Linked DNA regions of Homo sapiens: region 1 is linked to region 2. A link is an interaction called in ENCODE POLR2A ChIA-PET data of the cell type or tissue named here. Cell type or tissue: OCI-LY7. All regions are shown on one strand. Each heading gives the region's core, and the rest is flanking DNA. Links, peaks and the distances in the headings are about the cores only.

What was found. ChIA-PET counts read pairs that join two places held together with the same protein. Peaks named below come from ENCODE experiments on the same cell type or tissue, not always from the same donor. Only the 100,000 strongest peaks of a DNase experiment are listed, where the experiment ranks them.
Region 1: POLR2A ChIA-PET joins it to region 2 with 5 read pairs; 12 of 35 experiments call an interaction of 5 or more read pairs at or near these places.

The regions. Positions count from the first base shown.
Region 1 is chr6:13,358,541-13,362,932 of GRCh38, forward strand. It overlaps GFOD1 (Gfo/Idh/MocA-like oxidoreductase domain containing 1), which reads right to left. Exons shown (of 2, transcript NM_018988.4): 2 at 1-4,392. Among named protein-coding and RNA genes, the nearest start is that of TBC1D7-LOC100130357, 32 kb to the left of the region's middle. In OCI-LY7, for the core only: a CTCF peak has its summit at 101; no DNase peak of the experiment used is centred there.
Region 2 is chr6:13,561,222-13,565,613 of GRCh38, forward strand. No RefSeq gene overlaps it. Among named protein-coding and RNA genes, the nearest start is that of SIRT5, 11 kb to the right of the region's middle. In OCI-LY7, for the core only: no CTCF peak of the experiment used is centred there; a DNase peak (open chromatin) is centred at 2,550.

The DNA of each region.
Region 1 (4,392 bases), core at 98-4,097, 200 kb before region 2:
GCCTGAAAGAGAAGGAAGGCAGCAAAGGAATGGGTCAGATCACAAGCTTTTGTTTTGTTTCTTAGCCTGGGATTAGACCAAGAATCACAAGTAAGTCATTGCGTTTATAAGGAAAAACCAAGGGGCTCATTCAACAGCTTAGCCCTTGTGGTGGCTGCAGGGGACAGTAGAGACCTGGAAGGGGAAGGAGAGAGACAGTGACCTGGTGACAACTCCATGACTATTGTCTAGCCCCTGCCTACATCTGCCCAGGCAAGCTTTTGATTGCCACACTAAGCATCAAGCCATTGCATATAATATGTTCTTTTCATGACTCTATTCACTGCTGGTGTAAACAGAAAGGAGTATTCAGTAGTGCAACACTTTGGGAGGCTGAATGAGAGCCACAGTTTCGGTGGCCCCCTCAAGGGCTCCAGCAAATGGGGACTGTGACGTGGGGGAGAAAAAGGCCAGTGGGCCATTGCCTTCCACTCCTGAGACAGTACCGGCTTCACCTCCAGATGCCACTGGGAACACTGAGCCCATCACCTTTTAAAGAAGCGCAGGAGGTCTTGACTCTTCCTATGAGAAGTCCCAGAAGCCCCAGTCAGTCTGGGTGGGGGGTCCCCTGAAACTCAGAGCACGCTCCAGCTGCTGGCTCCTGTGCCTGGCGGGGAGAAGGTGGAGAGGCGGGCATGCCTGCCGCTGAGAAAGACATAATAACGCTCCAGCTGCACACCCCTTTTCTTCCACGGCCCTCCTCTTTCTCCCCAAAAGGAAACTAAAATGTGGGGTTCTGATCATTGATTTTTAAACAAGCTCCCCAATGTCATGGCCTCTGCTCTGTAAACTCCAAGGCTCTGATGGCCAAAAACGTAGGCGGTGGTGGAGCAGTAGGCGGTGTCAAGGCTAGATTTGTATTAATATCTAGGAGTGGGGTGGGGATGCAGGTGGAGGGTGAGCCAAGTAGACCAAGCCTCAGGAAATCCCAGAGGTGAAGATTTGATGCACATCCCCCATCCTTGCCAAATAAAATACAAGTTAGAGGTCATTGTTCACATTACAGTCACAATGGGACATTTTAAACAGCTCGTTTTCTGAGTACATTCAAGACATAATTGAATTTATTTTAAAAAATGGATTTCCCGGCTGGGCACGGTGGATCACGCCTGTCATCCCAGCACTTTGGGAGGTCAAGGCGGGCGGATCACAAGGTCAGGAGTTCAAGACCAGCCTGACCAATATGGGGAAACCTTGTCTCTACTAAAAATACAAAAATTAGCCGGGCATGGTGGCGTGCGTCTGTAATCCCAGCTACTCAGGAGGCTGAGGCAGGAGAATCGCTTGAACCCGGGAGGCGGTGTTGCAGTGAGCTGAGATCACGCCATTGCACTCCAGCCTGGGTGACAGAGTAAGACTCTGTCTCAAAAAAAAAAAAAAAAGGATTTCCAGATTTCCCTGCAACTGCTCAGCGAATTGAGGTCCAATGCAGGTCTAATTCCAACTTCTCTGCCACTAGCCACAGGACTTCAGACAAGTCACTTCATCTCTCTGAGCCTCCTTTCCCTAGAGCTCTGGAGGTGCTATGTGAGGCAGCATGAGACTTAAGAGGCAGAAAACCTGACTTTTTGTCCTGGCTCTACCACTAAAGATGTGGGTGGCCTTGACCATCACTCTCTGTTATGTAAAACAAAAGGACGGCTATTGGACTGTGAAGCCCCTTCAGATGCAGCTGAATTTACCTTCTGCCCAGAAAATCATTAACAAAGCTGATTCTGCCCCCAGTACCCACCAGAATGCAAGAGATCAGATCAGAAACCCAACTTATGATCACAGGCCAAATTCAATAGCTGTGGCTATGAGACAAGATGAAGAGAGTAGGGGTGCAAAGAAAGGTGCAGTGCACAGCTAAAATTGGAGTGACAAACAAACGAACTTTAAAGCCCCACTCCCTGAGAAAGGACATTTTCCTACGTTATATTCAGACCCCCAAGAGCAAATTCCAAGGCCATCTATAATAGTCAGCCAACAAGATTTTGAAAATCCCCAGCCCTGAGGCTTGCTGCATCACCTACAATCAAAATGAACATAGGAAGTCAATTTTAAAAAAGGCTGAGTGATATTTCCATTTTGGAATGGGAAGAAACACTGGCTACTTCTATGTGCAGCTCTACAGCCTCCTGGCAGAACATCAGATGTTGCATCCTGCTGAACAGGAGGGTGCTGACAGCAGGCTGAGTGGAGCCGCAGGTTAGTCCATGCTTGTCACAGTCCTTCCTGGGTGTGAGAGCAGACCCCGTAGACATTGATAAGGAGCGGTTTCCTGCCTGGCAAGAACAGGAGGTGCCCACATCTCTTCCTGGGAGGCAGTGTGGTCTGGAGGAGAAGATTAAGGATTTGAATGACCTCATTTCTGCCTAACAGTTGTGTGACTTTGAACAAGTTCCTCTTCCTCTTACTGCCTCCATTTTCTCATGTGTATAAAAGAAATAGCAATACCCAACACTATAGGGTTGTTTTTATGGATTGTATGAGATAACATACTTAAAATACTCTGCACACAGTGGACAAGTCTTGGAGTTGGCCAGTCTTGGAGTTGGCCAAGACTACCCTAGAGTCCAGATATAACTGGCACAGTGGTATTTGCTGCCATGTAGGCTAAGGGGGGTCTGGGGTGCCCTACAATGCAATTGTCTGTTGAGAGGAGAAGTCTTGGAGGAGCTGACAGTGATCACAGATTCAAACTTTTCAAATAGGCCCAGGGCACTCCCAAACATTTTTTAAATACCAGGTAAGAACCCTGACCCACACCCTCCCTCATAACTTGGAATCTAGGCCATTCGCACATTGATGGGAACGAAACAGGCATGCAGGAACTAAATGGGAAGACTCTTAAAGCACTGCCTCCTTGCATCGAGGCCCTTGAAACACATTAAACAAAGCAGAAAGGAGCCAAAAGATTGCTGGGTTTTAGTCCTAGGTCAAAGTCAGCTGTGGGTACCCAGACCCCTAAAGGCATGATGAACGGTGCTGGGCTGAAACAAAGTCCTTCTGCAGAACACTGTTGAAGGCTAGAGATTTCAGCTTCATATAGCTACCCCAAATCAAGTCTTTGCATGTGGTGGGATAAGGGCAAATGGAGCACTAAAGGAGTATCTCAAACCCATTTGCTACAGTTTATATTTAAAGAAAATGAACTATCCAGTTCTTTTCTTTCTCTTGTTCCTTCACCTACCTACTACATGCATTTCAGTAGATAAAATTTGAGTACACACACTAAAATATTTTTTCATGCCTCTTTTAAAGAATATATGTTCTTTCTAATACCCCAGCTTCAAATGAGATTTTTTGTTTTAGACATTAAATATGTATTACAGAGCTTAGAGGCCTTTGTGGGGACCTCTCTCCAAAACCCGAAGTTTTGGGAAAAGATTTCGCGAGTATTATGGTTTAGTACAGAAACATACAATTGAAACCCCAGGAATATCCCTATTTAGGTTATGAATGACTTAGAAAAATGAAACCCATTGAATCATTTTGTTTACTTTCCCTTCATCCTTAATCGGAGCCCTTCAGGCTAGCTAGAAAATAATAATAATAATAATTCCAATGTTTCCCCAAAAACTACTTTCCCAGGGAGCAATTTAGAAGAACCAGAATCAGCTGGGTGTGGTGGCTCACGCCTGCAACCCCAGCACTTTGCAAGGCCAAGGCAGGTGGATCAAGAGGTCAGGAGATCGAGACCATGCTGGCTAATACAGTGAAACCCCGTCTCTACTAAAAATACAAAAAATTAGCCGGCTGTGGTGGCAGCCACCCGTAGTCCCTGCTGCTCGGGAGGCTGAGACAGGAGAATCGCTTGAACCTGGGAGGCAGAGGTTGCAGTGAGCTGAGATCACACCACTGCACTCCAGCTTGGGTGACAGAGCGAGACTCCATTTCAAAAAAAAAAAAAAAAAAAGAAGAAGAATGTGAACCAAAGCAGTCCATGACATGGGCCTCTGTTCAAACTATTATTGGGAGACTTCCATTCCAGCAAATCTCTGGTTTGGAACTGATAGCTGCAAGAGCTGGAATGCTGACCATGAAGTCTGTCAGCAACAGGTCAGGGACCACAACAAACCACGCATGGAATTTCAGCTTACCCACCCTGCAGTGCTGTAGCAAAGCCTCGGGAAGCAGGGCGACTCTTTCCAGGAAGGCAGTACTTACTTCTCTGTTCTAGAAAATGCCCAGCATTCCCCTCGTGTTTGGACACACCACACTTGCACCTATGAGTAGCCTGGGCTTCAAAGAATATTGACCCTAGGGAGGACAATGAAGGATGCAACTGATTGGGCTGTTCATTCTCAGATTTTGCCTACACAGGCTGGAGGTGGACTCCAGTCCTCTTAGATTCCCTTCTAGTTCCAA
Region 2 (4,392 bases), core at 185-4,184:
TTGACACCTATTAAGTCTTCCATAAATGTTTGTTATTATTAAGATATGCTCTCAGCCGGGCGCGGTGGCTCACGCCTGTAATCCCAGTACTTTAGGAGGCCAAGGTGAGCGGATCACCTGAGGTTAGGAATTCGAAACCAGCCTGGCCAACATGGCTAAACCCCGTCTCTACTAAAAACACAAAAATTAGCCAGGCGTGGTGGCACGCGCCTGTAATCCTATACTCGGGAGAGGCTGAGGCAGGAGAATCGCTTGAACCCAGGAGGCAGAGGTTGCAGTGAACCGAGATCGCGCCACTGCACTCCAGCCTGGGCAACAAAAGGGAAACTCGGTCTCAAAAAAAAAAAAAATGTTCTCAAAAGTGTATACAAAATTTTAAAAAATCGGAAGTGTTTGTTTTTGTTTTGCTTATTTGGCCTGAAGAAAAACACAATTTCCAACCACCTCCCAGTTTAATATTTTGTCAAAGGGAAAACGCTTATATGGCCTAATTAAATGAAGCTATGTCAGCTTCATTGCATGCTAAACGTAGCCCCTAAAAGAAGGAATCTTCAGCTTGTATTGCTAATGTTGCATGGCTTCTGTTTTGTAATCATTTCTGTTTACATACGTCATTAAATGTGGAACATCCTGCCCATCAGATTTGTGTGAAGGGTTCATTTGAAGAAAATATTCTGCATCTTAAAAAAAAAAGCTTGAAAATGATATACCCAATCTCCCCCAATTTAACCAAACAGGAAATGTGCCAGTGAGCTTGGTTCGCTGTGTTCCGCCTGAACTTCCAGCTAAGTGTTCTTTCCAACATTCGCCTCTGCTGACCTTTGGTGACCTGAACACTGACATGTGGCAGGCCCAAAAGTCACTCGTTTTCTTTTTGAGCTAGCAGCAGGATTACTCAATGGCCGATTTGGAAATGACATTTCAATAGTTTAGCCGGTGGGTTTTGTTACTCCACACTCAACAGGCTCCATTCCTACCTGGTCCGGGTCAAATACCTAAATACTTGCCTTCTCTACAATATTGCATTATGCTGCCTCAGAAATAAATAGCTGACAGTGAAGAGCTCAGAAAATTAGTTGATGCTGAGATGATAGAATGCAAGAGTGAACAAAAAAGTCCATTTAGGTAGAAGCTTTTTCTACTAGGCTGAAGAATGATTGACTCTCTTGGATTCTCTCTTTAGATTACTATTGCTTAATTGTAGGGTTTTCTAGAATGCAAGGAGAACTGAATTTGAATTCCCTTCTAGAGCTTTCCTTCAGCCTTTTTGAGGAAGGTAAAATTAAAAATTGAAAGACAAGCAGTCTTCTGGTGCTAAAGCCCAGAGGTAGCAACTATTGATTTTGCATGGCAATGCCCTAGGATTCACTTCAGTGCTTTTAACCTTTCCTTGACTGAGAGTCCTAAAAAAGGTGGACTATTGGCCGGGTGCAGTGGCTCACACCTGTAATCCCAGCACTTTGGGAGGCCAAGGCAGGCAGATCATGAGGTCAAGAGATCAAGACCATTCTGGCCAACATGGTGAAACCCCGTCTCTACTAAAAATACAAAAATTAGCTGGACATGATGGCACGTGCCTGTAGTCCCAACTACTTGGAAGGCTGAAGCAGGAGGATCGCTTGAACCCAGGAGGTGGAGGTTGCAGTGAGCCGAGATCGCACCACTGCACTCCAGCTCCAGCCTGACGACAGAGCAAGACTCTGTCTCAAAAAGAAAAAGAAAAAGAAAAAAAAAGTGTAGTATTTTTGTAAAATATATTTTAAACTGACTATGAAGAAAAGAATAATAAAATATTAGCTAGCAACTGTGAATAACTGATAGCTTGGCTAACAGCCAAGAAATGACTGCTTTATTTAGGTAAATATTTTCTTTATATCAAGTTTAGTGACTTTGGGTCTAAACCACCTCTTCCATTAACCCCTAAGAAGGTCATGTTGGAACATGAGTGTGAATATGTAAAAACCCAGGGAGAGATGTCTCTAGTGACAGTTTTAGTGTCTGTGGTTAAGGCGCTGAGCTGGATTGATTTAGAAGTCTTACAGCAGCAAGGTTTAAGACCCTTCTCAAGCCAGCACTTCCCTAAGCCAAGCTTCCAAAAGAATCAGCTCAGCACTTAGTTAATTCTTCTCTTGCTTTTGACTTTTAAAGTGGCCTGGATTTATTGCAGCCTTCTACCAATGAATGATACAATGTTGAGATCACACAATCTCAGATTTGACAGTGCCTCACTCCCTAACCTTAGGCCCATCACATAACCTGTGTGTCCAAGTAGTTGCACTTAAAACAAAAGATGTTAACATTGACCTGAAGATTCAGGGAAAAATATCTTACTAATGATGTGAAAGCACTTAGGACCTATAGTGTGCTATAAAAATCTCTCCTTCAATAATATATGGATAGCCTAAGTGAAGCATGGTAGCCAGCTGCCATGGTGGAAATGAGCTGCATAGGTACCATTTTGGCATTCAGTGAAATGTAAGACGATGAAGGATATCCTTCCTCCACCACGGAACTTTTGCCAAGGGACAAATACATCAAAGTAAAGGACACCTGCAAACTTGCCTTTTACTCACTTCCCTCTGGGTGTACTGTAAGGATGTGATCTGTGATTCAAAGCTGTCTTTATAAAGTGTCAAAAAGCCTGAGCTCTGCTCGTTGCCTTTGGCCTTTATTGGCCAAGGAGGCAGAAAGAAAAGCTTGTGTTATGAAGCATGCTGGAGCAGAAAACGCTAACAGGGTTAGAGTGTGTAAGGGTCTGTCTAGAAACTGTAGTGGAGTATGTGAAAGAAGAGACGCACAGGCAAGTGGATACCTGGTCACTCATCCTCATGTTTCGGAAAACATGTAAGTCTGCTGCTGTAATATGAAGCATTTCCAGACCCAAAGAGGCCAATATAAGGCAACACTTGTAAGAAGGTTGTACTTGGTATTGCAGTGGGCATTGTCCTTCTTTTTGGCTGCTCAGTACCTGTACCTCTTTCCCATGTTTGGGGAATTCTCCCACCTTGTGAGTTCTGGTGGGAAGCAGAGTCAGTCTTCCACTCCAGAAGGTGAAAATGCAAGACGCTTGCTTTCCCAGGTAACAGCTGCAGGACTGATGTTCTGCAGAGGCACCCACCCTGACTTAGAAAAATGACGAAAAGAAGGGACCAAAAATAACTCACTGACAATGGCAGAGGATTCAGAAATTCAACTTCTCGGGCAGCAGAGAGAGTGTGCCTGGGGTAACCTCCATATCCACAATGCGCAGCATCCATGGTTCAAGCTCAGATCTGATCCTGGTAGTTGCTACTGAGGTGTTCCTTCTGCAGCAGTTCTGCAGTGGAATTTTGAGCATTGCTCCTGGCAGGTGGTCCTAGACCTGGCCTCAGTGACTCTGAGATACCTAGCCTCCTTTTGTTGTTGTTGTTATTTATTTATTTATTTAGAGACAGGGTCTCAGTCTGTCACCCAGGCTGGAGTGCAGTAGCAAGACCAAGGCTCACTGTAGCCTCAACCTTCCAGCTCAAGCGATCCTCCCACCTCAGCCTCCCGTATGGCTGGGACTACAGGCACATACCATCGCACCCAGCTAATTTTTAAAATTTTCTGTAGAGACAATGTCTCCCTATGTTGTCCAGGCTGGTCTTGAACTCCTGGGCTCCCCATTCAGCCTCCCAAAGTGCTGGAGTTACAGGCAGGAATCACTGTGCCCAGCTGTTAAGTGTTTAATATGAACATTTTGAAACATATACAAAAGTAGAAGGAATAGTATAATGAACCCACTTTAGCCATTCTCTATCTCTTCATCCCCTACTCCTCCTGGTGTAATTTACTTATCATAAAATTCACGCATTGTAGTTGAACAATTCAGTGAGTTTCAGTAAATTTAAAAAGTTGTCCAACCATCACAATTAAGTCACATTTTTGTTTTGTTTTAGTGTACAGTTCAGTGGATTTTGGCATGTGCATAAATTTGTGTACCATTATGACAACGAGGATACAGACAATTTTAATCACCCCAAAGAACTCCCTTCTGCTGTCTATAATCACACCCCTTCCCACTCCTAACTTCTGGCAACTGTTGATTTGTTGTCCATCCCTAGAGTTTACCTTTTCTAGAATGTTATATAAATTGAAATATATAGTAGGTAGCCTTTTATGTCTGCATGGTGTCTTTGAGATTCATCCAAATTGTTTCATGTAGTCCATTGCTTTTTATTGAATAGTATTATGTTGTATGATGTACTACCATTTGCTCATCCATTCCCCTACTGATGGACATTTGGTTGTTTCCATTTGGGGGAGATTATGAATAGAGTTGCTATCTAGAAACTTTTTTTTTTTTTTAATGAGACTGGGTCTCATTCTGTCACTCAGGCTTGAATGCAGTGATGTGATCATAGCTCACTG